2 separate regions of the Homo sapiens genome follow, and region 1 is linked to region 2. A link is an interaction called in ENCODE POLR2A ChIA-PET data of the cell type or tissue named here. Cell type or tissue: Panc1. All regions are shown on one strand. Links, peaks and the distances in the headings refer to the core of each region. The heading gives the core; the rest is flanking DNA. Region 1 overlaps ATF7-NPFF (ATF7-NPFF readthrough). Region 2 overlaps HOXC13 (homeobox C13).

What was found. ChIA-PET counts read pairs that join two places held together with the same protein. Peaks named below come from ENCODE experiments on the same cell type or tissue, not always from the same donor. Only the 100,000 strongest peaks of a DNase experiment are listed, where the experiment ranks them.
Region 1: POLR2A ChIA-PET joins it to region 2 with 10 read pairs; 2 of 35 experiments call an interaction of 5 or more read pairs at or near these places.

Annotation. Positions count from the first base shown.
Region 1 is chr12:53,596,321-53,612,347 of GRCh38, forward strand. It overlaps ATF7-NPFF (ATF7-NPFF readthrough), which reads right to left. Exons shown (of 15, transcript NR_159377.1): 2 at 4,633-4,701. ATF7 (activating transcription factor 7) reads right to left here. Exons shown (of 12, transcript NM_006856.3): 2 at 4,633-4,701. The coding sequence starts at 4,680. Among named protein-coding and RNA genes, the nearest start is that of ATF7, 22 kb to the right of the region's middle. RefSeq lists a silencer at 7,572-7,772. In Panc1, for the core only: no CTCF peak of the experiment used is centred there; no DNase peak of the experiment used is centred there; H3K27ac peaks cover 367 bases.
Region 2 is chr12:53,940,419-53,954,970 of GRCh38, forward strand. HOXC13 (homeobox C13) reads left to right here. Exons shown (of 2, transcript NM_017410.3): 2 at 4,582-6,126. The coding sequence ends at 4,838. HOXC12 (homeobox C12) reads left to right here and starts at 14,485. Exons shown (of 2, transcript NM_173860.3): 1 at 14,485-14,552. The coding sequence starts at 14,512. It overlaps LOC105369775 (a long non-coding RNA gene), which reads right to left. Exons shown (of 3, transcript XR_944977.2): 3 at 12,967-13,861. RefSeq lists an enhancer at 11,124-11,711. In Panc1, for the core only: CTCF peaks have their summits at 8,704 (motif pointing left), 8,909 and 10,159; no DNase peak of the experiment used is centred there; H3K4me3 peaks cover 1,794 bases; H3K27ac peaks cover 7,872 bases.

The sequences.
Region 1 (16,027 bases), core at 3,953-11,952, 340 kb before region 2:
GGATGGAGGTGATACAAAATAGTTATGACAGAAACCTTTCTCACTGGCTAAGAACAAGATGATACTAACTCTCCATGAGTAGTATCTCCTCAGAGGAAATGCGTTCCTGTTTTTAAGGAAATTGACATTCTGATAAGCTGATATGACCAGCTTCTGTTCAAACACTTGATTATGGTAACCAGAAAGACTACTTAAATCTGCATAATTTATACTGCAAACCTGTGTCATGTGCCTGAGAGGGAGGCATAGGAATATGGAATTTGTTGATCCCAGTAATAAAAAACTGGGCAAAAAGCATCCAAAAGGTAAGTTATCTAACTGCGTTTATATGAAATAACATCTAAAATTCAAGATTACTGACAGAGACATAGTATTTATTCCCGCTTCCACATACAATGGAACAATTTTATAATCCATATTCAAGTAAAAGCGTCCTCCAAAAGTATAAAAAACTTATAAGACTTCCTATTAATAGATTCAGTACCAAACTATATTTCTATTATTTTAACAACACAAAGCTGTTTTATAGTCACAATGTCTTTAAATAGATGCTATCTTATAAACATTTCAAAAACCCATACAACTCAAATTCAACCAGTCCTCTGCCAAGAGGGTATCTGGGGCACTGTTGCCTTAACAACACTAACCCCATTCTCAGGAGGCAGCTCTATTAACTGCTCCTGCTACCACATTCCACAGAGAGGTATTAGCAGGGATATTGCTTTCCCTGAGTTCCTCTTCATGAGGTTGATGAGGCCTCAAGAGAAACAAAAAAATCTCAACAGGAGAATAGGAATAACAGGGCTAAAAAACCCTATCACCTGTCTTTTCCGCTAAGAATGCAGACAGCACAACCTTCAGCAGCGTTTTTTTTTTAAGCACATGCAGCATATTTAGAACTCAGCTGTGTCACATCAGACTTACTGGTGGGAAGTGGATCATGAACAGAATCCAAAAATAACAGCCATTAAAGACCTAGCAACCAAAACATGTTTACGTATCCATTGAAAGCCTAGTGGTTTTGATTATATAGTGGAGAGCATAATCCACTAGTCTATTCTGGGTGAATTTTCCTTTCACCTTCCCTTAATATTAAGGCACAGGACAATTTCTGAGTTTAGGAATGCATAGGGTAAAGTCTGGGCAAGGAGCAGATATTGACATAATGCAAGGTTCCTATAGTTTTGTTTGTTTTTTAAGAAATAGTAGCCAGGCACGGTGGCTCACGCCTGTAATCCCAGCACTTTGGGAGGCTCAGACGGGAGGACCACGAGGTCAGGAGACTGAGACCATCCTGGCTAACACGGTGAAACCCTGTCTCTACTAAAAATACAAAAAATTAGCTGGGTGTGGTGGCGGGTGCCTGTAGTCCCAGCTACTCGGGAGGCTGAGACAGGAGAATGGCGTGAACCCAGGAGGCGGAGCTTGCAGTGAGCTGATATAGCGCCACGGCACTCCAGCTTGGGCGACAGAGTGGAACTCTGTCTCAAAAAAAAAAAAAAAAAATAGTATCCTGAGTTATAATTGTTTTCATTCCTACTTCCTCTACCCAGTAGAAGCCACTGCTTTTTGAGACTTCTATGGTAGCAGGTTCTAAACCACGTCTTGCAAAAATTATCATGGTCCTTATTACCCATCCTGGGATTTACATAGCCTTTTTATTATTCTACCATTTCTGGAAGAAAGAACTTGAATCAATGACAAATGGATTACAAATAGTTTGAAAGGCTCAAGGTGGCTCCAGAATGAAACCATTCTCAAGGGATATTAAGGAAGTTGGATGACAGGCTAAGGGTAGTTCACTTTACCAAATTTATCTTATCTGCCAGATTTTCACTATTTCATACACATAAAGCAATCACAGTAAATCTTGTAGAGATCCCAATCTAGAGTTATTTGTTACCAGATCGTGGGAGAAACTTGGAAGAGACTAAATATAACTAAAGAACTATAATCTCACCTGACCATAAAGTTTTGACATGCAAAGGGGGTAAATGGGTGAATCATGCTACCTTCAAAACCTTAAGTTGTACCTTTGTATCCTTTTTCTATGAAATAAGTATCTTGAATCCAAAAGAAAGAGGTAGCAATGTTCCACACTCACCTTCCTACTGAGGGGAAAAAAGCTTTTAGAACCTAAGCCGGAGGTTATAATGAATCCTAATAACCAAAATACCAACAAATAATTCAGAAACAGGAGACAGAAGTAGGGGAAGGAAATGGCTTATGGTAAATGGAACACAACCTTACGAGAAGGAACCAAAGTCAAAGTCCCTACTATTTTCCTACCTCCAGTCCAAAACACAGCAAAACAAAAACAAATTTCACAAATCTGTGACATTTCACAAATTTCAGTGGATACTACTCTTTTCTGATAAGACAGCCTGAAAAGGTGTTATTTATATCTTTCTTCCTCAGAGAGCTTAAGAGATGCTTTTCTCATATATTCCTTATTTTTATCTTCTATTTTTACTTCTTTGCAAAGTCCTTGTCTGGGTTGTTTTAAGCATATAACATATATGAGGAGTTCAGGAGTAGTTTAAACAATAAGTGAAGAAAAATAATGGTAAGTATTAGAAAAATAAATCTTTTCACCAAAAATGCCTATTTTTCAACTAAAAGCAAGAAGTGAAAAAGGTACAAGGTATCGGTCATAAGCATCATAGTAAATAGTATTATCTAATTCCATGTAAAAATTTGGAGAGATCATTTTTAAATTTATTTATTTTGAGACAGTGTCTCGCTCTGTTGCCCAGGCTAGAGTGCAGTGGCATGATCATGGCCCACTGTAGCCTTGAACTCCTGGACTCTCAAGTGATCCTCCTGCATCAGCCTCCCAAGTAGCTGGGACTACAGGCGTGTGCCACCATGCCTGGCTAATTTTTAAATTTTTTTTTTTTGTAAAGACAGGGTCTCACTATATTGTCCAGGCTGGTCTCAAACTCCTGAGCTCAAGCAATCACCCTGCCTTGGACTCTGAAAGTGCTGGGATTACAGGCATGAGCCATACCAGGCTAGGAGAGATCATTTTTAGAAATGTATTTCAATAAAGCTGTCTGAAAAGTGAAACAAATGTATTCTATTTTCCCAACTGGCTTTTACTGCAAATATTTATATACATCCATATATAAATGGAGATATATATATATTCTATATATATATATGAAATCACATGGGGAAACATGTAGTAAATAATAAAGTTGAAAACTTTGACATGAAAGGAAATACACCCTAGGATGGCAAATACTGCAGAATATGATGCCTTTTTTGGTCTTTTGTCAAAATTTTAGCATTTACTGGAATTTGGAATCTTCCTTCTGTTCATTCCTTGTCACCACCCCCATTTTATCTACCTCTCAAATTCATAGGAATCTCTGAAATTTAACTCTTCTTTTTGTCCAGATATTTACAATGTTTAATATAACTAGTGTGTAATCTCACACACCACCAGTAAGTGTCAGTGGACAGTCACATGACATATTCCTAAGTGAACAGAAACTCAACCCTTTGAGTTCTATAAAACAAATTAATGAAGGCAAATAAAACTTCCTTCGTATTCCTTTCTTCATCCTTTGTGGAACATGGCAATAGAGGAAGGTCTAGGAAGAAGAGTTAAGAAGATGCAAAATGAAAAAAAAAGGCGATTTCAACAAAATTACTTTATTAAAAAAGCATATGATGAAAAATGACATACAATATACACATATGAATATAATTACGTGACAGCTGACATACAGAACAATGCATTTATGGCATTAGACAGAGAAAATGTTTATATAATGCTGTGAGATCTCAAGTTCTCTATTGGATTCGTCTTTCCTAGATAGGTATCTGCTGTAGCTGCTAACAATGATTTTCTGGATCAACAGTCAAAAGAAATTTTTTTTTCCTTATTTAAAAAATCCAAATAGATTCTGGCAAATTGAGGTTCACAATGAGTGGGTACATTATCAGCTGCCTCTCCAAATATGTTAAGCAGACTTTTATATCCATGCAGGTTGAAGAGAAAACATTTCTTTCTTTCTTTTTTTTTTTTTGAGACGGAGTTTCGCTCTTGTCACCCAGGCTGGAGTGCAGTCGCACAATTTCGGCTCACTGGAACCTCCACCTCTTGGGCTCAAGCCATTCTCCTGCCTCAGCCTCCTGAGTAGCTGGGATTACAGGCATGTGCCACCACACCCAGCTAATTTTGTATTTTTAGTAGAGATGGGGTTTTGGCCAGGCTGGTCTCCAACTCCTGACCTCAGGTGATCTGCCCATCTCGGCCTCCCAAAGTGCTGGGATCACAGGCGTGAGCCACCGCGCCCGGCATGAAGAGAAAACATTTCTAAACTTGCTTTGTATTTAGATGGACAGCTTTAGAAAGGAGGAGACAGCAACATGTATTTTTCCATACTGTGTGGTGGGAAACAAACACCAGTAGAATAACAATATGGAAGACAGCAAGGCAGATTTCATTACGGTAGAGTGCCTACACTTCCTCATAACTTGGATTTACACACTGCAAATCCTCTGATCTGATTACCTCCAGTGATCACGTAAAATACTGGCTTTAAACTCTTTGCCTTAGTGATAAAACAGCCACTTTGATTCACAACGAGACATTCACAATAAAGTATATTGTAAACGTACCTGTCCACAGCCCGGGGCATTGCACACAAACGGTCTGTCGTCTCCCATATTTCATATAGCAGAGAGGAGCTGAGGAGGGGGAGGTGAGGGAAAAAGTTATGTTAAATATGCTGGAGCAAAAAAAAAAAAAAAGTGCTTCAAAAATATCAACCCTAGAAACAGGTGTTCCACGAATGCCATCTATCAAAGTTGTAAACACAGGCTACTTTGGGGAGACCCATTAGACAGGTGGCATATGATCTACTGTGTCTCAACTGAAACTTTTAATTAGAAAGAATGAGATCTAAATAGTCAAGGAATTTCAAACCTTTGCTAGATTTTCCCTCTTTCTACTACAGTATATAACACACTTCTCCAGTCTGTTGAATTACAACTAGTGCAGTTCCTTATGTCAATAAATTCACTGAACGCTCGATGCGGAAGCCATATTTCTGAACGAGAGAAGACCAAAATTTGTCATTTAATTAATTAAGGGATTATAGGAGGGGTGCTCCATTTTACAGGGCCATAATCTGGCTCCCTGGTGTATAAACTACGAGACTGTTGGCAAGGGCTGTTTATCCCATATTATTGCCAAAGAAAACAAAGCACCCATCCTATTGGGCTACATGGGAAATGGCTTTCATTAATAAAAAAATAAAAATAAAAACCGGGAGCCTCCTCCTCCCCCCACCAATCGTCTGTGGCAAATGGAGAAGTATCGATGCCCTTCCCCCTTCTGATTCTATTTACGGCTAGGTTTTTAAAAGCAGCAATAAAACAAATGTCGACTCTTTGGGGGTTTACTGGGTGAACATGTTCCGGCTGTTTGTGCTGCTTTCGGCCAGTGTTCTTGGGCTGCTCTGTTGCAGCCAACAGATGTGTGCTGCTGCAGGGGATGAAAGAAATGGCACTAAAAGGCATCACCATCTATCCCTTCTATTTCTCTGAAGACTTTAACAGGGTTTATACCGTTTTATAAATTATTGAAGCTAAACTCTCAAAGTGTTTATTGAAATTCTTTGTTGAAGAACAATAATTCCAATCTGAATGTGTGGGAGAAATTTCTCATATTCCAACTAGGAATAAAAATAGAAGTGGAGATGGATAAAGATTAGAAATGCAAATCATAGTAAAAAACAATTCCTAAAAGATAAACTGTATTTTGGAAGGTGGAAGAGAAAAATGGAGTGGGGGGTAAAATAGTCTTATAAACTCCTAAAGGATATTTTCAAACATCCTTCCATGAAAGAGAAAGGTATACAAAAGAATACGAACGAGGGAAGATGAGAGAGGAACTACAATTTGAATATGCCTGCAAGTGACTTCAGAACTGTAACCAAATTTCAAATTTTTATCTTGGAAATAAACTGAAATGTCAGGACAATCTGTCAGGCTCGCGTTGAAATAAAATGTTAACGTGCTAGACTGAATCTGGTAATCGGAAAACCATGCTTAAAACTCAGAGGGTAGCTAGGTAACATCTCTCCTACTCTCTTAGGACTCACTGTGGGGTTAGAAACCAGTATTTCTCGTTGTCTAATCAGTAATTCCACAACTAATCGGTGTTTAAAATTGTGGGGTGCCCCATAAAATAGAAGGGGTTTCTTGGTCATCTTTCAGTGTGATAGAAACATGGTCTAACTAGGAAGGAAAATGATGCTACAGCACTACTGTAATGGAACAGAGCCTATACGTACATACATGTACATGGATTTATATCACATTTAGCCAGGATAAATTGCTTCAATAAATTCTGTTCCTAGGAGAGGCCAGCTCAAGCTGATGATTGGGTACTGGGAAATGAGAGCTTCATTCTTCTTCACACAGCCCCAGGATGAGGGGGGTTTTCTGGTTGGTTGGTTTGTTTTAAATACATGATTTTTTTAGCACTTTCGGGAACTACAACATGCTACAAAAAATAAATACAAGTAAACAAAAGTAAATAAATGCAATGACCAGGACCATTAAGGCTGAAAACTTAGAGCATGTCTGGAAAGCAATTCATCTCTGCAAAAATTCCTAACTCCTGTGCTAGAGAAAATTTCACTACATGTCCCAGAATCTGCTTTCCTAATATAATCACAAAATGAGAATTTTATTTCAACGAGGTCCTCTAATATATTTTCAACCAGGAAGTAAACTACAAGGGCTAGAGTAGACACAACACAAGGATCAGGCAGGATTCCTTACTTTTATCTTGATTCTGTTATTTGATGCTAAATTTTCTCATTTTTCTACCTATTTAGAGGAGGGAAAGAGTTCTTGCTGAGAAGTGGGACAGTATTGGCATAGGAAGTGGTGAAATAAATTCTGGAATGGCTTCCCTCAAACCACAAAATTCAAAATGTAACTTGCCTTTGCACAATCACATCACACTATATGGCTTCCAAATTTTATTTAGTGGCACACTTACTAGAAAATAGAGATGAAAAATCATGACTTTCTGAAAGAAAAAAAAACAAAAACAAAAAAATTTGGGGGGAAAAAGCATTAAAATCTAACAGAAGTAAGTATTTTCATTGCTCTTAAATATTCAACTGACAGCCACTAACTAGGATTTCCTGCTTCCTTCTAAATTTGCTGGCCTTTGTTTTACCATTTTCACCAAAGGGAGATCACAATGAGAGGAAGAAGCCTCTCTTCTTAAACACCCACAATTATTCTTAAATCTTTCCCTCAATCTCTTGCCTCTTGTCGTTTCCATTATTCTTGTTTAAAATTTTTTTCACTCTAAAGTGATTTTTAAAATTTAAGTATTTAACAAAAATAAGAATGATCTGTCTCCCCATTAAAAAAAAAAACACAGCTAACACCTTTTTTAAAAAAATTTCTCCTTCACTCCTGGTCTGCTGCATCAATTGCTACATATAAAGAATGTCATTTTGCTGATTTCTATCTAACACTTAAAACAAATCTTTAATTATCAGTGAGGTCTCACTGATGCCATCTCAAAAACAAAAAGCAACACATTTCTGTAGTGTAAACAGACTGAGACATAAAGGGAAATCTTGAAAAACAATGCTGCCACTCACTAGAATTTAACTCACAGCTCATTTATAACCATACTGCTTGACAAGCAGATCATGTGTCTGGGCATGGCACTCAGTGTGTCATCTCCTTCCCAACCTATTCTTCAGGATGAAACATAAGCATTTTATAGAACTAAACAATAAATGACAGAAGAGGGATACACACATTAAGAAGCACTGACAAGGAGAAGTGGGATGCTTTCAGCAAACATCTTAGAACAGGGAAGACAAAGATGCATAAAAAAGCTGTCCTAGAGGCCAACATCTGCAGAAAAGGCTCAGGTACTCAGTCACCAGAATTTTTTAAATGATTAAAAAAACTTAATACTTACTCAAAAGAGAAAGTTACGTAAATGCTGGGAGAGAACTGAAGAAAACCCAAGATTTAGAGAATGATTTTTAATAACTGAGATAATTTCATAAAATCTCAGAGGTAGATCCTAAAATGGTCACTGTGTAAGAAAACAGATTATTTATGTATATCTAGATATATGTCTATATCTATATATTTTAATAGACTAAGCATGGAGTCTGTCACTGAGGACTACAAAGTAAATTCTCTAAACCTCGTGTGATATTACCATTACAATATAATTTAATAAGAAAAAAGAATGCAGATATGGTGTGATGTGATCTTTTCTCTAGTAACCAACTGATGTTAATAAGATGGCCCAACTCTAAGCAAGGAATAAAAGCCACATACAAACACATCCAGGGGCCTGTTATCAGGTTCCTAATGACAAAAAGCAGATACTGCTAGGTACAAAAAAATTAGAAGGATAATGCACTGTAAGTATCAAAGAGTCATAAAAATCTAGAAGATGTTAAGATTAGCTATCATTCATTCATTCATTAATTCATTCAGAAACCACTAATAAGGAACTACCAAGTGCTAGGCAAAGTGGATATAAAAACAAAAAGACAATAGGCCTTTACACAAAAATAATATTTTACTCATCTGTCATGAAAGAAATCATCATCATTAAGAATGATGGCTTAATTTACAAGTTCAATTAGTCAGAGGTTGATCAGTATACATATCATTTAGACGCTATGTATATGGTCATTTATCAAATTATTTTGCTAGCAACTCCAGATTATAAAAAAGAGGAGTTAACAGTCTTAGTAAAAGATTTAATAAGGAGCCAGGCACGGTGGTTCATGCCTGTAATCCCAGCACTTTGGGAGGCGGAGGCAGGCAGATCACCCGAGGTCAGGAGTTTGAGACCAGCCTGACCAACATGGTGAAACCCTGTCTCTACTAAAAATACAAACATTAGCCAGGCATGGTGGCGCATGCCTGTAATCCCAGCTACTTGGGAGGCTGAGGCAGGAGAATTGCTTGAACCCAGGAGGCAGAGTTTGCAGTGAGCTGAGATTGCGCCATTGCACTCCAGCCTGGGCAACAAGAGTGAAATTCTGTCTCAAAAAAAAAAAAAAAAAAAAGATTTAAGAAGGAAGAAGTTTGAAATTAATAACCGTAATTTGCTTTTTGGATTATACACATTTAGTGAGTTTTAAAATTCATTAATTCACCAAATAATTTACTCAGTGCCTAAGCACAGTGCCATATGCCCTAGGCCCAAGTAATTCAAGAGTAAATGAGACAGATATGATTTCTGCCCTCATAGAGCTTATTTACATTCTAAAAGGAAGAAACAAGTAATAAGCAAGTAAGCTAAATAATTTTAGATTAACAGCAGATAACTGCTATTAAAGGAAAATGAAATTGTGATGTGTTAGTGACTGGGTGAGGGTTATTTCAGTTTTCTGACTAGAAAGGGGATGGCTGCATTATCTGTAATCAAAAGAGGTATGGGGTAGAATATAGAGATCTAGATTAAAACTTCAGGAAGCCTTTCTTCTCACAACACAGTAGATATTCAATAAATATTCACTGATTTAATATTTAATAAATATTTAAAGTCTATATTAAGTTTGCACTTAACTTCAGGTTTCTGCAGAAAGCTGCTGGATCCACAAAATATTTGCTATGCAGGTATTTATGTATTTAAGGCTACACATATTTTAAATCCATATTTATGACTATGTTATGCCTAAGGCACTTTATATGACCACAGCCAACCAAGTCTATGCTTTTGTCACCCAAATAACATGAAGCTCTGTAGTTTTTGGTTACACTGCTAAAAATGGAAAGAAGGGAGTAGTTTGTCAAGTTAACCCCTAATCAAACCTTAAAAACAAAACCTCACCTGAGCTATTAAGATATATATATATATATTCAAGTACAAGAGAATGCCAATAGAGTATGCAGCAGAAAGGGCACTTTTTTTTTTTGAGACGGAGTTTCGCTTTTGTTGCCCAGGTTAGAGTGAGTGCAATGGCATGATCTCGGCTCACCACAACCTCTGCCTCCCGGATTCAAGCGATTCTCCTACCTCAGCCTCCCAAGTAGCTGAGATTACAGGCATGTGCCACCACGCCTGGCTAATTTTGTATTTTTAGTAGAGATGGGGTTTCTCCATGTTGGTCAGGCTGGTCTCCAACTCCAGACCTTAGGTGATCCACCCGCCTTGGTCTCCCAAAGTGCTGGGATTACAGACATGAGCCACTGTGCCTGGCCTGGCACGTTTTTTTTTAAATTTTAATATTATTATACTTTAAGTTTTAGGGTACATGTGCACAACGTGCAGGTTTGTTACATATGTATACATGTGCCATGTTGGTGTGCTGCACCCATTAACTTGTCATTTACATTAGGTATATCTCCTAATGCTATCCCTCCCCCCTCCCCCCACCCCACAACAGTCCCCAGTGTGTGATGTTCCCCTTCCTGTGTCCATGTGTTCTCATTGTTCAATTCCCACCTATAAGTGAGAACATGCGGTGTTTGGTTTTTTGTCTTTGCGATAGTTTGCTGAGAATGATGGTTTCCAGTTTCATCCATGTCCCTACAAAGGACATGAACTCATCATTTTTATGGCTGCATAGTATTCCATGGTGTATATGTGCCAAATTTTCTTAATCCAGTCTATCGTTGATGGACATTTAGGTTGGTTCCAAGTCTTTGCTATTGTGAATAGTGCCGCTATAAACATACGTGTGCATGTGTCTTTATAGCAGCATGATTTATAATCCTTTGGGTATATATCCAGTAATGGGATGGCTGGGTCAAATGGTATTTCTAGTTCTAGATCCCTGAGGAATGGCCACACTGACTTCCACAATGGTTGAACTAGTTTACAGTCCCACCAACAGTGTAAAAGTGTTCCTATTTCTCCACATCCTTTCCAGCACCTGTTGTTTCCTAACTTTTTAATGATTGCCATTCTAACTGGTGTGAGATGGTACCTCATTGTGGTTTTGATTTGCATTTCTCTGATGGCCTGGCACTTTTATATAGTACTTTTGGGAGTACATATTTAGACGATCTTTCTGGAAGTCAATTTGGCAATATTTATATTAAATGTCTTAAAATGTTTTATATCCTTTGAACATTTCATTCTTCTTTCAGTCTCTCTATTCTAAGGATAAAACCAGACATGTGGACCATTTTTGCATTGAGCGTTTAACCACAGTCATCTTTATGACCAAAAAAGAACAGGAATTTAAACAAGAATGGATAAATATAAATTAAGGTACTGCCTTATAATAAACTATCTTTAAGTTATAAAAGAATAACATTTTGAAAACTAAAAATATGAGAAAATGCCGTATGTTAAATGGGAAAAAAAAACAGAATATAAAATTGTACATGCACCATAATTGTAAATCTACAGAAAAGCAAACAAAATAATAAGCATAGAAAAGATAAGGGAATTAACATCAAAATGTTGATAATGGTTATCTCTGGATAATGGCATCCTAGGTGATTCTATTTTCTTCCTTGTACTTTTAGTATTTTTCAAAGTCTCTACAATAATCACAGATTGCTTTTAGTAAATCAAAAAATTATAATGTAATCTAATAAGAAAAAAGAATGCAGATATGCATGATTGAAAAAAGTCTGAGTTGGCCAGGCGCAGTGGCTCACTCCTGTAATCCCAGCACTCTGGGAGGCCGAGGCGGGCAGATCACGAGGTCAAGAGATCGAGACCATCCTGGCCAACACGGTGAAACTCCATCTCTACTAAAAATACAAAAAAATTAGCTGGGTGTGGTGGTGCATGCCTGTAGTCCCAGCTACCCAGGAGGCTGAGGCAGAAGAATCACTTGAACCCAGGAGGCAGAGGTTGCAGTGAGCTGAGATTGTGCCACTGCGCTCCAGCCTGGTGATAGAACAAGACTCTGTCTCAAAAAAAAAAAAAAAAAAAGAAAGAAGTCTGAGTTTAAAAAAAGAGGTCCATATCTGCCTATTCTAAAGCACTAAACAGTATATTTAAAAATTATACAAAACTACTCATTTTCTAACTACAAAGAAACAGAACCAAGTGACAAATTAAGTTCAAAAAGGACCATAAAAAATTCTAAAGTTATAAACCGTTTCATATAGAAACAAACACGGTGGAAACTCGTTTATAAACACACAAGGTAAAACAGGCAATTCAAAATAGCTCCTCCTTTTGTTACCTTCCAGGACCCATTTTGAATGCTTCCTAACAACAATTATGCTTATATCAGACAATCAGAAATTGCCCCAACCATGCATCACAAAGGGAATATAGAGCTGAAACCAAGTTTAGCAGGTACCGAATACCTTTCAGCTCAGTACAAACTAGCTGAAAAACTTAGAAAGGTACCCAAACAGAGCTCTATGGGCTCTATTTCTTTATGATAATAAAAAAATTATATGCAAACAGCTCTCTTTTAAACACACAACTTCAGTTACCACGTTTCAGACTCTAAGATAATTTAGCTGCCATTAAGCAAAGAGTACAAATACGAGATCTTCGCCACAGCAGTCTCAACATTTTATATTCTCCCTAGGATACTCAGTGCTGCTCTGATTTCCATTACATCTAGCAAAGTGACTTAAGATTCCAGTTAACACATGAACTGTGAGACTATAATGCAGGTTATGGGAACCCCAGAAAACAAAGTAGACTACTCAAGTTTTACTAGGCAGTAGATTATTTAGGTATTAAAATTTCTCTTCATAGGCCAGGTGCCATGGCTCACACCTGTAATCCCAACACTTTAGGAGGCTGAGGTCAGAGGACAGCTTGAGGTCCGGAGTTCAAGACCAGTCTAGCCAACAAAGCAAGAGCCTGTTTCTTTTCTTTCTCTTTTTTCCTTTTTTTTTTTTTTGAGACAGGGTTCTGCTCTTGTTGCCCAGGCTGGAGTCCAATGGTGTGTTCTCAGCTCACCACAACCTCTGCCTTCCAGGTTCAAGCGATTCTCCTGCCTCAGCCTCCCAAGTAGCTGGGATTACAGGCATGCGCCACCACATGCAGCTAATTTTGTATTTTTAGTAGAGACGGGGTTTCTCCATGTTGGTCAGACTGGTCTCCAACTCCCGACCTCAGGTGATCTGCCCGCCTCAGCCTCCCAAAGTGCTGGGATTATAGGCATGAGCCACTCCGCCTGGCCACGAGACCCTGTTTCTTAAAAAAAAAAAAAAAAAATTAGCCATGCACAGTGGTGTGTGCCTGTAGTTCCAGCTACTCGGGAGCTCGGGAGACCGAGATGAGAGGATCCCTTGAGCCCAAGAGTTCAAGGTGGTAGTGAGCTATGATCACACCACGGCACTCCAGCCTGGGTGATAGACTGGGACTCTTAAAAAAAAAAAAAAAAGTTCATAAATTCTGGATTAATTTTCCATTGAATTATTTAGCATAATAATAGTTTAGCATATATTATCTCAATACTAAATCAAATGTCCCAAAAGGATATGCTGAAAGCATATATGTACCACTATAATCTTAAACTAATTAGCCTTATTGTTTTAAATGTTATGCTTTTTTTTTTTTTTAGACAGGGTCTTGCTCTGTCGCCCAGGCTGGAGTGCAGTGGTGTGATCTTGGCTTACTGCAACCTTTGCCTCCTGGGTTCAACAGATTCTCATGCCTCAGCCTCTTGAGTAGCTGGGACTATAGGCACGCACCACCACGCCCGGCTAATTTTTGTATTTTTAGTAGAGACGGGGTTTCACCATGTTAGCCAGGCTGGTTTCGAACTCCTGACCTCAAGTGATCCGCCCGCCTCGGCCTCCCAAAGTGCTGGGATTACAGGCGTGAGCCACCGTGCCCGGATTTTAGCCTTATTGTTTTATATTAGTGTTTTGTAAAGCACTTGCTAACAGACTGGAAAACTGAGGCAGAGAGTTACAAAATATATATAGACAAAAAAGGTCAAGGGGTTAAGGTCAGTCTGATCCTAGTTACCTGTTCTCATACATTCCAAACGAGATACAAAAATGGGCCAGGTGCAGTGGCTCACACCTGTAATCCCAGCACTTTGGGACGACGAGGCAGGTGGATCCCTTCAGGCCAGACGTTGAAGACCAGTCTGGCTAACATGGTGAAACCCTATCTCTACTAAAAATACAAAAATTAGCCGGGTGTCATGGCAGGCACCTGTAATCCCAGCTACTTGGGAGGGTGAGGTGGGAGAATCACTTGAACCCAGAAGGCGGAGGTTGCAGTGAGCTGAGATCACACCACTGCACTCCAGCCTGGGCAATAGAGTGAGACTCTGTCTCAAAAAAAAAAAAAAAAAAAGGTACAAGAATGGACACCACATCTATTTACAACCTCTAAAAAGTTGTCTACTTACAACTGAATCATGTTTTACCAACACTTCAGAGCGTAACAGGTACTGTTATATATGCTTATTATATATAAACATGTTACATATGCTTATTATATAAATAAATGTCCCGAAACATGAATTTGAGGGGCTACATGTTCTGGGGTATCATTTTATTTAGGAAAATTAAGTGATGCTCATAGTTTGTTTTTTATGGTGAGTTTTCTTGTTTGTTTGAGACAAGGTCTCGCTGTCACCCAGGCTGGAGTACAGTGGCATGATCACAGTTCACTACAGCCTCGACCTCCTAGTTCAAGTGATCCTCCTGTCTCGGCCTCTTGAGTAGCTGGGACTATAGGTGCACACCACCATGCCCAGCTCATTTTTTTTTTTTGTAGAGACAGGGGGTCTTGCCATGTAGCCCAGGCTGGTCTCAAAATTCCTGGGCTCAAGCGATCCTCCTGCCTTGGCCTCCCAAAGTTCTGGGATTACAAGGGTGAGCCATTGTACCCAGCTAATATTCACATTTTTAACATTAAGCATGTTTTATTGTAATTATTTTAAAATTCATTATCCAGGCTGGGTGTGGTGGCTCACACCTGTAATCCCGGCATTTTGGGAGGCCAAGGTGGGCAGATTACGAGGTCAGGAGATCGAGACACTCCTGGCCAAAATGGTGAAACCCCGTCTCTACCAAAAATACAAAAATTAGCTGGGCATGGTGGCACGTGCTCCGGAGGCTGAGGCAGGAGAATCGCTCAAACCAGGGAGTTGGAGGTTGCAGTGGGCCGAGATCACGCCACTGCACTCCAGCCTGGTGACAGAGCGAGACTCTATCGCAAAACAAACAAACAAACAAACAAAATTCTTAATCCAGTAATAGTATATATGATGAGTTAGCAAACTTCAACTCATGGGCAAAATTCAGCCTATCACCTATTTTTATATGGCCCACAAGCTAAGAGTAGTTTTTACATTTTTCTTTTCTTTTCTTTTTGAGACAGAGTCTCACTCTGTTGCCCAGGTTAGAGTGCAGTAACGGGATCTTGGCTCACTGCAACCTCTGCCTCCTGGGTTCAAGCAATTCTCATTCCTCAGCCTCCTGAATAGCTGAGATTACAGGCATGTGCCACCATGACCAGCTAATTGTTTTTCAATTTTTAGTAGAGACAGGTTTTCACTGTGTTGGCCAGGCTGGTCTCAAACTCCTGGCCTCAAGTGATCTGCCCACCTCAGCCTCCTAAACTGCTGGTATTACAGACATGAGCCACCACTTTCAGCCAGTTTTTACATTTTTTCAACGGTTGAAAAAAAATCGGAAAGAATATGTTGTGATATGTGAAAATTATAGGAAAACAGCTGCATTTTTGTTCTTATTTTTTGAGAAGGAGTCTCGCTCTGTCACCCAGGCTGGAGTGCAGTGGCACCATCTCAGCTCATTGCCACCTCCACCTCCTGGGTTCCAGCGATTCTCCCACCTCAGCCTCCCGAGCACCTGGGGCTACGGGCTCGCACCACCACACACAGCTAATTTTTGTATTTTTAGTAGAGACGGGGTTTCACCATAGTGGCTAGGCTGGTCTCGAACTCCTGACCTCAAGTGATCCTCCTGCCTTGACCTCCTAAAGTGCTGGAATTACAGGCATGAGCCACCGTGCCTGGCAGCTGCATTTTTCTTTTTCTTTTCTTTTTTAAGATGGAGTCTTTCTCTGTCACCCAGGCTGGAGTGCAGTGGC
Region 2 (14,552 bases), core at 2,252-10,251:
GTGGGGATGAGAAATGGGAGAGGAAGACCTGTTCAAGACCTGTTCAGGGGCTTCTGGAGTCCAGACCCAGGCTGGGGACCCCTTGGTCTTGTCTGGCTAAGGATGGGAAGGGAGAATTCATTCCCCTCTTGTTCCGTCTCCAGTTGAAGAGAGAAAGGCTCCTGTAAATCCCACCGCTCTCCTTGCGGACAAGACCAGTCCCAGGTTTCCCAAAACCACACCAAGAGCTTTGGATCCTGCCTTGTGCTGAGAAATCAGGATTCCGGTCTAGGGAGTCCAGCATTTGAGTCTGTTCTCCCTGTAAGCAGAGCTCAGTGGGAGAGCGTTCTCCCTTCTGATACCTACAGAGGTCTTTGGGGGTGGGGGGCCCAGGGCAGCCACAGATGTCTCCCGACAGTGCCCAGCTCCCCGACCAGCTCCACGTGCCAAGCTCAGGGATGTTTTCCTTGGAAAGCATAGACCCAAAGACCTCCTAAGGGTGGGCCTGAAATTCCTCTGCATACGGAATTGGAAGAAGAGGTAGGTGGTTTAAAAAAAAATACTGAGTGATATTAGAGAGTGTAGCAAATAACATTCTTGTGAATATTATGAAATTACTTAGTATAACACAACTCAATACCAGGGTATGACCTACACTAGGCACCCTGACTTCTGATTGCCAGAATTAAGGATGGTGCAATTTTAGTACATGGTATTATGCATCACCTACCCTGTATTGGCTGTAATATTTTTATATAATATGATTTCTTTTATTAACTACCTAATATGAAATATACAATAATAGATTTCTAGAAAGACAATTCACATGTTCATAATACAGCAATGTATTTTAGAGAGATGGCCCTTTAATTCTCTATCTCACCAAAACACAAAGCTTCTTAGGAGATTGGGGTCCAGCAGGAATTCCTGGGGCAGGGAAGCCAATGGGCTATGCCAAGGGGCTAAGGGGTAAGGGATCAGGTGCCCACCAAACCCACTGTGGATTGGGGGCACAGGCCCAGAGCAATGTGCAATGGGTTTAGTGTGAAGAGGTAGAAGAGAAGGAGCTGTTCTATGTATGAATGTGGTGTGGAGTAGGGGTGAAGGATTGGAGAGAAGCTGAGAAATATCTTTGAGCAAAATAAACATCTCAAAGATTCCTAGGACACAAAACAAAACAAAACAAAACAAAACAAAACTCCACTAAAAATAAATACTTTTTTGATCACAGCCTCCTAGAGAAAAATATCTTTGAAATAAAAAAAGTATATCCCAATTGAGATTTAATACACTTGCAAATTATGGCATGGAAATGGATATAAAACCTAGCATGCCTCAGCAGCTATGTGCTCCCACAATCCCCGTGTGGAAATAGAATTGGGCTGATGTATCTCAGTGAGTGCAGAGGTACAGACAAGAGGCAGACGAATAAGAAATTATCTTCAGACACTCTCCATCTTTCTACCCACTCAGAGATCTTTTAGAAGTAGTGAGATTTCAAGATAACTCTGTCTGTGCAATTGTGGTTTGTTCGGCAACATGTAGGCATAAACACTGCTGTCTCTCTACAGTGCCTCTGGCTCTGAGAATCCTCATCTGTGGTAGTCTGGGCTGGTGTGGGAGATGGAGGCAATTGTTCAGCAAGATCCAGATAATTAGGGCCAAGATGTGTCGTGGCTTCTTCCTTCTCCCAATTATACAGACTCTTGCTTTATTGCTCTGGTTTTTTTTTTTTTCTCCCTACGGTGAGTGTAGACTTTTTTTTTTTTTTTTTTTTTTTTTTTTTTTTTTTTTGAGAGAGAGAGAGAAGCAGAAATTCCAGGAGAGAATCAGAAAGGGAGAAAAAGAGAGATGGGGTTTAGGAGAGAGAAAGAGGGAGAAAGAAACAGTGGGCTATTTGGACCACACTAGAAGTCTTTACTGACAAGCCTTTGGATTTGGGTTGGGAAGAGTAGCAAGCTGGATTTCTAGCTGGACAAGGCACTCTTCAGAGCCCAGAGCTTGCCTGTGGGGGGGCGGGTGGTCAAGGGTGGGTGGGCTGTGGGGAGCTGAACAGAGGGGCCCCGAAGCCCAAAAAGAAAGCCATGGCTGAGCATTGAGATGATTTTTATTTACTCCTCAAAGGTGTCTATTAGGTTTCCAGGCATGAAGTCATTCGTGTATGTGATCTGGAGGGAGACTAGGGAAGGGGTGATTGTAAGATTAATAACTAAGCCCCCACTCACTTTAGGCAGTGTACGCACATCTCCAGGTCCAAGCTACCAGATGTTTCTTCATCTCTACATACCATTTCCTTTCCAGATAAGGCAGCAGACAAAGAAAGGGGGCTTCTTTGAGAAGGCAAGACTGGAGTTATTTCCCCAGGAGGCCAAACCAACCTGCAGTTGGTCTGATCCAGGACAAATTGGCTAAATCAATCCTTGGCATCCTATAGAGAAAAATAACCAGTTTAAACCAGTTGTCTACTTTTTAAACTGATTTTTTTTAGGGTTGATTAAATCTCATTGGAAATTTAGAGCTAGAATTTAGGAAACCAAAATTGGATAGGTAATTGTGAGAGTTTAAAGAGAGTAAAGTAAAAAATTAGGGACAATTATCTGGCTAATTCAGAAACAAAAACCCACCTTTACCCTACTGTATTCTTCTCCAGGGAAAAGGAGGTGTTTTAAAGCTGGATTGTATTAGCTGGCCTATTTCCATTTTAAAACTTACTGTATCATTTTAAGAGTCAGAAAGTCTGGCTTTAAAATCTGGTTCTGCCACTTAAGTTATTTTACCCACTCTGAGCCTCAGATTCCTAATCTTGTAAAATGAGTTTAACAAAATAATCCTGAAAAAATGTTCTGAGGATTAAAAACAACAATAACAACAACAAAAGCAACAAACTCATGGTATCACTACATATCCTCTTCATTCTATTCTTGTCAACAAATCGTCAATTTCCCAAATCATGGTTACCTCTGTAAGAGTAAAACAAATTTGAGAACTGAGAGATTTAAAGATAATGGTCGTGTTCAAAAACAAATCCTTTTTAACCTAAAGGATCCATACTGTTTAAATAAAGTTATTTTGTTTTTTAGATTTTTTTAAATCATAGTTTATTCTCACAGAGGCAGAGAAAAATGCCAGGTCCAACAGTTTTCCTGAGAAATTGTCACCAGAAGACAGTCAAATGAGGCCATTGGACCCCGTCTCCCATTTTCTTCCTGAGCATTTTGTTTTCCCCTGTGTCTCACTGTGACCACTACTCTTCCCATTGTGTATAGAGTCCATGAGAGAAAGCAGACCCAATGGGGATGGGTACAGGGAAAGTGTTCTGTGAGGGTGGGATGGGAACAAACATTTCAGAAAGAACTTTGTGTCTTCCCTCTGGGCTGTGTCTATAGTTTCAAAATGTGGTAGGAATGAAGGGGAAACCCCAAATATTCAGCCCTCCTCATTAGCTTTCACCTAAAGTCTAATAATTACATGGAAAAAATTGAGGGCTGAGCTATCCAGATAATCTCCCTAGTTCCCCCACTTCCCCTTGAAAGTGTTGCGTGACCTTTATTGACAGGGATGAGGGTGGAGTAGAAAATGGAGTTAGAAGTGATATATATTGGTTTTAGTTTCTGTGAAATTCTCAGAGCCTAAAGAAACAGAACTGGTAATATTGGTTTGGATGACAGGCATCTAGGGTTTAGGGTTATGGTTGGTGCAAGGGATGTAGACAGTTTCCTTCAGCTGTGAAGGAATGGAGAGGGAAGGCGGTTGGAACAGAATTTGTTCTGTTTTGGTGGGACTGCAGTGTGGACCCCCTACTTCCAGAGACACCTGATTCCCTATATCTCAGGTTCAGGACCCCCCACCTTGGGTGTTAGGTGGTTCATAACATTGGACCCCAATTCCTAGAGTGTGGACCTCCAAGCAGGCTGGCTTCACCTGGACACTTATCTTCTATCTGTGCCTCACATCCCTAACGTAGGGCCAGTGTCCAAAGGCGTGAAGACTCATCTGGTGGTCTGGGCCCACTGAAGCTGACCCCCTGCCTGCCATGCCCTCCCTGAAATATACAACAGAATGTCTTCCTCTGGCAACGGGGCAGAATATAAACTAATAAGGACCCAAGCGATCTAACTGCAGGAAGGAGGGATTTTTCTGAATATCTGAAATTCTGCAAGCATGGCAGGCCAGGCTGGAATTTGGAGGGTCCCTTCTAAATATACAAGGATCCTAATATTGAGTGCTGTGAAGAGCCATATTGGGGCCTGAAACAAAAGAAAATCAGTAATACCGAACCCATGTTTATTTTTTTAATTGATATTTTGTTCATCATGGATGTTTTTGTATTCGTTTTGCTTTTTTAAACATTGCATTAAAATATCGTCTTGATTACTGAGTTTTTGGCGCCCCCTCCCTTAAACTTCGAGCCCAGTGGCCTCATCATAGTTGTGGTCTTGCTAAAATAACAGAAATGAAAAGCATTAGGGAGCTTCACTATGCAGTGCAATCCTCTGGCCCCGTTGAGCCCCTGCCAGAACTCTGTGCCTAGGCAGCCTCGGGTCCTCTATCTCAGTCCAGCCGCTTGCCTCACTTCTTCCCGCTTGCCTTATCTCCCCGCAGACGTGGTTCCCCTGCAGCCCGAGGTGAGCAGCTACCGGCGCGGGCGCAAGAAACGCGTGCCCTACACTAAGGTGCAGCTGAAGGAGCTAGAGAAGGAATACGCGGCTAGCAAGTTCATCACCAAAGAGAAGCGCCGGCGCATCTCCGCCACCACGAACCTCTCTGAGCGCCAGGTAACCATCTGGTTCCAGAACCGGCGGGTCAAAGAGAAGAAGGTGGTCAGCAAATCGAAAGCGCCTCATCTCCACTCCACCTGACCACCCACCCGCTGCTTGCCCCATCTATTTATGTCTCCGCTTTGTACCATAACCGAACCCACGGAAAGACGCTGCGCGGGTGCAGAAGAGTATTTAATGTTAAGGAAAGAGAAGAACCGCGCCGCCCGGAGGCAGAGAGGCTCCATGGCCGTGCTGCTGGGCCATCCCCAACTCCCTATCCCATCCCCAGCCTCCACCCCCATCCAGATGGGACTCACGTGGCTTCAACAGCTTTGGAAATGGGTCCCGAGTGGGCCGTGCGAGGAAGGCTGTCGACCTCTACTCCTCCTTGCGCTCACCTTGCCAGAAAGTCTGGTGGCAGCGCAGAGCCCAATCATTCCAACCAAAGCAGGGTTGGGGAATCCCGAATGGCCCCAATTCTTGCCTCATCCTATGACCAGGCTTTTAGAGGACCTTCCCTAAGGGCGCAGCTTCGGAGCAGGATCTGTCCAGCTCATACTTTCCTTCGCTGTCCCTCCCGCACTCCTTAGGCAAGATTTCCCAGTAAAGATTTTCTGTGCGTATTTTAAAAGTCGTGTTAATACTCATGATAATTATTAGGGACCTGGCAGCGTGATTGGAGTATGGATGTTTCCGTAAAAGCTGGAATTCCGTAAAAGCATTGACGCAGCCCCTACACTCCATCCCAACCAAGAAACTGCATTTCCTGGGGCCAGGTGGGAGCTGCCTTTGCCCCACTGCCTCCCCTGTTCTGCTCTCTCAGTCAACATGTGGAAATCCAAGGAGGACAAAGACTCCAGCCACGCTGCTAAATAGGGCTCCTCTCTCCTCTCTCTCTCTCTAGGTGGTAAGGTTGGGGATTAGTCCAGGTACAGAAGCAGAACTTTTTTCTAAGGATAAACATCTCTTCCAAGGGGATGGAGAGTGGGTCCCTCAACAAAGTCCCTGTCCAGTCACCTTTCCATCAGGGCACTAGCCCAGGAATGACTCCTCACACTTTCACCTTTACTGATTTCCAGAGGAAAGCTAGAGGATCTAGTTCAAGAGGCAAGAAGATCTGGCCCTCAATTAGCTAGATGTAGATGCTGCCTAACAGTTCCCTCCTCAAAGGCCACCTTGGTGCTGTGGGGGCCCCTTGCCTCTTCCCTTCCCACTGGTGCATTACAAAACAGTGTTCTTTTGAAATGTTCATCAGGAATAGGCTTTTTTAAAAAATGTTGTGTATCTGTATATAGTATTGTGATGTCTGAATGACAATGTACTGAATGCAAAAAGGAAAAAAACCCACAAACATGTTTTTAAAATAAAATATCTTTTTTTGCCTTGATTTTATTGCTCAGATTCTTTCTGAAGTCTATTCTGTCCACTGGCTCTTCAGGACAGTCTACTATGCCCTGACTCAGCCAGAATGATCAGGGGGAGGAGTATAGACATTGCTCCCAGCTGGGTAGATTCCAAACCCTTGTTTTGCTCCACTTAAGTTTTTGGGTTATCTATACTATCTATATAGGAGAAAACTTTCCATCCTGATGTCCAACTCAGATGAGTGTTTGTTGAGGAAGGAAAGACGTAATTGGTGACTGAAAGGCCTGGAGGCAGTGACAAAAATACATTGATGGTTACTTCGGTTAATAATTGGGGCTCAGATCTGGTTCTGGGTACTGAGAAAGTAGCATCCCAGCTGGGAACTGGATGAGGTAAATGCGGCAGCCGGTGGCAGTGAGGAATTAACCTTAGGCTCCTGGTGCTCTATTGCCCCAGAGGGCCCCGAATACCTTCAGCCAGTTCAGGACTGGAGTTGGGGCTGGGATGGGGTCAGCACAGCCTGCCAGGGGCAGCCTGAAGCTCAGCTTTTCCTGGCTGCACTTTTTTCTTCCCCCCACTTAACCTATGTAGAGAGGCTGAGCTGCTAGGACCCCTTTGGCCCCCAGTTTGCCAAACCAATCCCACTTTTACTCTCTGTATTCCTGGGAACCCCAGTCTTCTAGGCAATGAGGAGCCTATGTAGATGCTGCCACTAATTTGTTTTCCTGGTCGCATCAGTGCCTATCTCCCTATCTGGCAGAGTTAATGAGATCATTAAGTTGTCAGGTTAAGAGACTTTTTAAAAGCAATATAGCCTAAAACAATGTTATCTCAGATTAAATCTTTACTGCAGCAATTTTTATTTATATATAATATTTTTCCTCTCCTGAGACACAGAAACACTGGAGATGTCAGGTTGGAAATCAGAGTTCTCTGTTATCCCTTTGCCTGGTGGGGCTGAAGATTTAATAATTTCATTTAAATAAATTTTCCTGGGGAATAAACATATGCACATTTTGCGCACGCGCGCGCTTGCACACACACACACACACACACACACACACACACACACACGGAGTCTGAGAGAAAAAGAACCTGAAGAATTTGCCCTCTGTGGAGGCTCTGCTACTGACGTGGCTGCCAGTGTTGTTCTTCTGGGTCTCAACTCTGGGTTAACTACTAGAGAGCCACACGCTGTGCAGTGGAGATTTGAGGGAGAATAGGTGAATTTCCAGGAATAAGGTTAATTCTTAATTCCATCTGTCCTTTTTCTCCCCACCCACCATCCCAACCTCTCTCCCAAAATCCCTGGGTTTCCCCTGAGATGAAAGGAGTTGGAGACTGAGTGTGTGTGTTTGGTCAGAAAAAGAAACTAAGTGGACAAGAGGCCTGGGGCTCTGTTACTATGACCCCACCCTTCCTGACTGCTTTGGGTAGTCCCAAGCACAGCTGTAGGCAAACTGGAAATTGGGGACTCTGATTAAAGAGAAGTCTAGAGTTCTCAGAGGAATCCCTCTGCTTCTGCACACAAACCCATATATAATCATATGAGGTAGTCATCCCATATTGAGGGAACCACCCCTAAGGCTCTAGAAGGGAATAATGAAAAAAAAGAAGAGGAGCCAGGGGCGATGGCTCACGCCTGTAATCCCAACACTTTGGGAGGCTGAGGCGGGTGGATAGCTTGAGCTCAGGAATTCCAGACCAGCCTGGACAACATGGTGAAACCCAGTCTCTACCAAAAATAGAAAAACTTAACCTGGCATGGTGGTGCATGTCTGTGGAGGCTGAGGTGGGAGGATCTCTTGAACCCCGGTCGGGGGCAGGGGGGTGGAGGTTGCAGTGAGCTGAGATCTCACCATTGTATTCCAGCCTGAGTGACAGACCGAGACTCTGTCTCAAAAAAAAAAAAAAAAAAAAAAAAAGAAGAAGAAGAAAGAGGAGGAGGAGGTGAAGAAGAAGAAAAAGGAAAGCCTGTGCAGGCTCACTACTGGTGCATTGGGACACTGGTAAGCCTAAAAAGGACCTCAGTTCCTGAGTGCCTGTGAGCCCTCGTGCAGTGCATTAAATATACCCAGATTTATTTTGGAGGAGTATCATGCCTGGACTTATTTGGATATGACTTTACCATAAGAGTAAGCAAACACTGTGTGAGTGTGTGTGAGCATGTGTTTCGGGGAGGCACATTTGTGAAATATATTATTCTTTCCCTGAATAAGGATTTCTTCTTTAACACAACTCTGGTTGTGTTGATTTCTTACCTTTCCTTCTCCCAAGAATTGGCATTGTCTTTGGGGACTCTATGAGATAGTTCATCTCTTAGTCATGTCTCTAATATGTCTTTCTCTCCAAGGCCAGCCTCCTAGTGTTTGTGTTAAAAGTAAGACTAAGTGTGAAGGCAAATATGAGGATACCGGGGGTACAGGGTGATCTGAATTGCTGGTGAAACCTCTGTGAGGAAACGCAGACACACAGAGGGGCTGAGACTCCTGCTATCTTTCTCATAATCTGATGGTACTCCCCACTTCCCCTATCTCCCTAGGCCAGAGCTGGGAGGCCCAGGCAGCCAAGGGCCTCACAGGACTCTCCATCTAGTGGTCACTCTCCGGGGCTGCCAGAGAGGGCTTCAAGAGATTCTTTGCTGAGCTTGGGGGAAAAACCCTTCCCCACCCACATCTTAGTCTCCAGACAGAGGCCCAGCAGAATGGGCCTTTCAGCCAGCAGTCCCACAGCCGGAACCCAACTGAGAGAACAAGGGCAGCAGTTCTTTCCGCAGATCCCTCCATGACTGTCTGCTCCAGAGACCATCTGCTCCTGGGGTTGATCCACAGGCGGCTGGGTGAGCAATGTGGGGACAGTAGGCCAGTGTGGGTGCAAGGCAGGGGCAGGCCCCTGGGGCAGCCGCTATCTCTCTGAACAGCCCTCCTATTGGAGGTGGGGTCCATGCGGCAGGCAGCCCCTTCAGTGGCTCCATCTGTTCAAAAGAGAACTCCCCACCCTAGGATCTGCTGGGATCTGTGTTGGGTGGTATTGGAGCCCACCCCCAAGAAAACTCCAAGAGTGGTTCAGGCAGATGTATATCTAGACCTGCACTGGTGGAGAATTGAGGGGCCCTGGGGAGCTAGGGACTTCTGGGAGGAGGAGGAGGGGGCCAGAGCCTTTTCAAAACCAACCAGGCTCTTCCTCTTTTAGCCTTGACCGTGACTAGGTCTTTCTGACCTTGACATCACAGGGAGCACAGGGAAGGGGGGGGAGGGGTGGAAAAGGCCTTGATCTTCCGGTGGCCAGCGAAGGGGAGGGCTGCTTGCCCCCTTGACGCGCCATCCCCCTTCCCGCAGGAGCCCGCCGCCTCTGTTTACACACAGAGGAGGTGTCGTCTCCAGTCTAGACAAGGGCGCTAATAACGCCCATAAAAGGCGGCCTCTCCAGAGATGCTCTGGCAACTCCGCTCCCGCGCGCCTGCCGCTGGCCGCTTTCTCCACCTCCCCCCGCCCCGCCCTTCTCTGATACCTTGGCGAGGCCGGCGCACGGGCCTGGGGACGGGGAATCCAGAAGGCTTCTAGAGGCTGAGAATTCCTATCCCTCACCCTTATGAACCTCTTCTGTCTCCAAAGGTAAGTGGACCCTTGTTCCTGTCCGCGCTCTCCCAGCCTAGCGAGCCCCGGGGTTGGTAGTCCATTCCCCACCCCCACCTGCCTCCTGGTGGGGCCCATTGCTCCCACCCCAATCTGCCCAAGCCCCTTCCTCTGCCCGGAACTGGGGCCCCAGGTTTGGAAAGCAGTTGTGTAGCGGTGCTCAGCAGACCCTAAGCAGATCTCAGCTCCTCCCCAGAGCTGGGCCGGGCCAGTGGACAGGGTCAAAGCCAGAAAAGGAGGCCGAGGGGTGAGGGCACACCGGGTAGTCCTCACCCCCACCCAGCTTAGAGGTCGGTGGAGACGATTCACTGTTGCATTGCAGGCGGCTATGGGTGTGGCATTTGATGTGATTTTTTTTTTTAACTTGGTTCCCACACCTTCCCTGACACTCAGTAATTCACTAGGTGGAGGAGATCCTCTGCTGGTGGAGGGGGAAAATGTCAGAGCTGCGGCCCTATTTAACTGTTAGCGCGCCACCGAAGGAAACACAAAACGGGGGAAGGTGGTCCATTTAGGGATGCTCAGGTTGGGGTGGAGAGATGGCCTCCCAGATGTCCTTGCCTGGGGGCTCTCACTTCCCCCGCATTTTCTGAGAGGCAATCGGGCTGGAATCTTTTGGTGACAGAGGACTAGAGAAGCCGCGGGAGAACTGGAGAAGGTAGGGGCTCCGTTGGCCCCAGGCTACTTGCCTGAGCCTAAAAGCCTTACTGGGCTCCGTCACTGAGCGTTCCTACAAGCCTCCCTCCTCCAGGCTGCAAATCCCTAGAAAGCAGCACCTGGGGAAGGGATTTCCCAATCTGCTCTTTACCTCCCGGGCACCGGCAGGGAGGGCTGGGAGCCAGGTGGGCCCCAACCCCTGAAGGAGCCTGGAAGCCATGAAATAGGAGACTGAGCTCCCTACTCTACCCCCCAGCCTTGTTTGAACCCGACAAAAGTCAGGTCCCAAGCCTAAGTTGCCCCGAAGGGGCAAGGCAGACAGGGCTGCAGGGTTGGGCGGGGGGCAGGGAAGGGGGCAGGCCCTCCCACTCAGCCCCCTTCTCATCTTCCCTTCTCTCCGCCGGCCAAATCCCTGCTCACACCCCTGCTGGTGCTGAGTCCCGGCCTAATTTGCATACGAGGCAGAACCGCTTTCTGCAAACTAGACAGTGACCTTGAACTGGGCCGCTGCGGCCTCTGGACAGACCAGGGGTAAGGCAGCACTGCGCGGAATCACTCCCGACCACGGGTCGGCGGGGGAGCCAAAACGCAGTCACTCACAGCCGATTCCCCGCGGTCTAAGCCGCCAGCAGCCACGTTGCCTCTCCCACCAGAATCAGCGTAGATTTTATAATTAACTCCTTTCGCTGGGCTCAGCCGCAGTGGAGGCTGCTAGGATGCAGGAGGGATGGAGGCACAGAGAAGGTGTGAGAGAGGCGGCGGGGCATCCAGCTGGAGGACGAGCTGAGGGACACAGGCTGCCTTGGTCTTCAAGGAAAGCCTTGGACCACATCCTTGCTTTCAGCTTTAATTAACCCCGAGTTAATGAGCGAGGCTTAGTAGAGCCTGGCCAGCTGCGGCGGGAGCCAGTGGCCCAGGGGCCAGCAGGCAGGCCACCGCTCTAGCCTTGTGATCTGATAAATGTACGGGAGAGTTCGCACCAATCGCTCCACGGTTTGGGTGCCTCGGCCTGACCACCTATAGTTTTGCGCATGGTCAGCGAAGTGCCGGCGGGTTAAGCCCGGCTAGACACGGCTGCCCCGACTCCTTGGGATGCGAGTCCCTCGCCCAGCCCCAGCCTGCTCCCGGCGAACAGCTCTCGCCGAGGCTGGATTTAGATTTTAAGCGTCTCACCCGAGCCTCCCGCCGGCCCCGGGGACCCAGACTGGGAGCTGCATTTTTGTCCGAGCCCGGTTAAAAAACGGGTGCCTGAGTTGCGTGTGTCGCGGGGTTCCTTAACCACAAACGGAGCCTCGGTGGTGCACCGGAAGGCTGGACGCTTAGATTACCTGGGTCCTTGCCAGAGTCCTGAAAACCCCTAGGTTCCCGGTGGGTCTCAGGGAGCAGGACACCGGGGATGCGAATTTTGCTAGTGGTTGTCGACAGCTCTCCCTGAGAGGAATCAGGGTCAGCTGCAAAGAAGAAAGAGGGGTTTGTGCGTGCTTCTTTGCCCGCCGAATCCAAAACCTGGGGAAAACGGCCCTCTTTGATGAGGCTAAATCAGGCTAGAAGAAATGCGTGCCTGGAAGAAGGACGCCTTCACCCAATCTTCATTTCTCCTGCGTTGCATCCGCCGCCCTGTGGCCGCTGCTCCTCACGCTCAGCGGCCTGGCCTGGGAGGGCAGCGAGCAGAGCTCCCGGCCTGGGAGTTGCCTGCTGGGGTGGAGGGAATGGGGAGAGGCTGAGACCTTCCTCTTGGGGTCCCTCTTCTAGGAGATTGGAATTATCTGGGAAGGGAAAAGAGAATGAGGAGAATACTCCACCCCTCAAAGGCTAGTGATTATTTGGCAAAGCCCAGCTCGGCATCCCTCACACCAACAATAGCGGCTGAGCGCAGAGGCCTGGAGAGCCTGGGCGCAGACCTAGCTGCCCGCACGATGTTCTGATTGAAATCAACAGCAATATTAATGTCACACCCTGTTTATCTTTATGACCAAATTAACCCTCAAATAAAATGTTTTTTAAAAACTAAAATTTCAATGGCGCTCATCAATGTATCTTGAGAAGGGGAAATAAGATGTTACAGATGCTGTGACCTGGAATTTGCAGCTGAGAGATGCTCCTCTCCGTAGCCTCCCAGCCCCTTATCAGTTAGGCACAAAAAGGCCAATCCAGGCTGAGTCTCCTGCTCATTCCTTGGCGCCACCGGCTCTAACTGAAGGTGGCGGCTTCGGGTTTGCAGCCCATGGCTTGCCCTAAGTTCCGACAAGTGCGCCTAACGCGGGGCCGGCTCCTGGGGGCGGGAGGGGCTGGACCAGGCCGGGCAGCTAGGCAAGCAGGGGCGGGGAAGGGGAACCGGCCAAGCAGGGCAAGGGACAGGCACCGAGCTGCGAGCTTCGAACTGCTCCGGGCAGGGCGGCGCCCGCGGGGACACATTTCTGTCGGAGTGAGCAGCTACGGTTTGGGATATGAAATCGCCCGGGGAGCGGTGGAATTCAAAGAATCTGCGTTTCTCTCTGCCGCGTCCTGCAGAGGAGAGAGGGGAGGGAGAGGAAAAAAAGGGAGAATCTTCTCTGCTTCGATCTGCTTTTGCAGCTTTGGCTTATTCTCAGGCTTTCTCTGATATTTAACTTTCACCTAAATGGGTTTCTTTCTCATTCTCTCCGAATCTCTGTCTCCAATTTTCTTTCAATCTTCTGGTATTTTTTCGTATTTAGACGTTTACTGAACTATTTATCCAACCCTGTATTACTTAAGCCATGCATTGGTTAGAAGCTCGAAATAATCACATGGAAATTCGAGTGTTTTTTCTATTAGACCCCAAAAGGATACATCTGGTTTGGGGGAGTTTTATTTTGTCTTTCTTTTTAATCCGCTTGGCTGTGTTCTGTGGACCTAGTTGAGATCGGATTGTGGTTTTGCAGATGTTGATTATCTCACCAATGGCCAGCATTGCTTCTCGGCCTTCTCTGGAGGGAGCTTCTGAGTTTGCACCATAAATATAATTTCACCCCCCAATAAGATAATTCTTCAAGGGTTTTTTCCCTCAATCCTAGCCCCCTCAGGAGGCAACCTACTGCGGGCCTCTGCACTGCTATCTGATGGTCCCAGGGGCAGGCTTGGCCGGTTCTGGGGTGCAGTTGTCTCCTCCGCAGTGAGAATTAGGCCCCTCTCAGCCCAGTCAAGCCCTGTTAGGGGTCCAAAGCTTCCCACTGCAAAGACTCCAGGAGGCCCCCAGAAGCTCCTCAGTTCCCCGGAAATGACAGCAGAAGAGTAGTTCGCCCCCAGATTTTCAGGAGCAGGCAGGCAGGTCCATGTGGAGCTAGGCACCTCCTTTTGCTGCATTCTCTACCTCCCTTCCGCATCCTTCCTCTAGCCGTGAGTGGAGGTGTGAGGCTGGGTGGCTCCCGGCTCCAGAGGAAAACCCGGCATTATCAATTATCCTTGAGTATTGGGGAAGAGGACTCCAAATGTCTCTCCAAATTCCTGAGGATAAAGAGCTGATAAAGAAGTGTGCAGCAGCAGCTGGGGCGGGAAGAGATAACGGCAGGGAAACCTGTCCTTACCCCCACTTCGCCTCTACTGTAAATAAACCCCGAGCCAAAGGGCTCATCCGTCTCCTTAAACAGTCAGTAAACTTTATATGACACAATATCTAATAGTAATTTATTGAGGAGATATTGTAAATTCCAACGGTTTTAGTTAATAAAGAAGCTAATTAAAGAGGGACAGGCTGTGCTTGGCCAGCTGTTGGCGATAAGATAATATATGGGGGGGGGTGCAGGTTATAGGGGTGTATATATGCGGGCATTTTTTGGTGTGTGTTTTTTCCCTTTTGCCCCGTGTTGGGCAATTGCTTTACTCTCTGCGTTAGGTTATATACATTGTTTTAGAAAATCAGTTCAGCAAATAAACCTGCCCCCGCCCTTTGTTACCCCACTCACCCCCAGGATTGGGGAAGGGGGAAGTTAGAGTGCGGGATGGGATGGTGGGGGGGGGGGATCGGTTGTCCCCACCCCTCCCCCTGGCGGCCGTGCCCACGTGAGTGGGGCGGCCAATGGGTGACTGGTGCAGATTTAACTATGTTTAATGTCAGATAGCAATAAAGTAGAAGCTGCCGGTCGGGCCCCGCGGAAATGGGCGAGCATAATCTCCTGAATCCCGGGTTTGTGGGGCC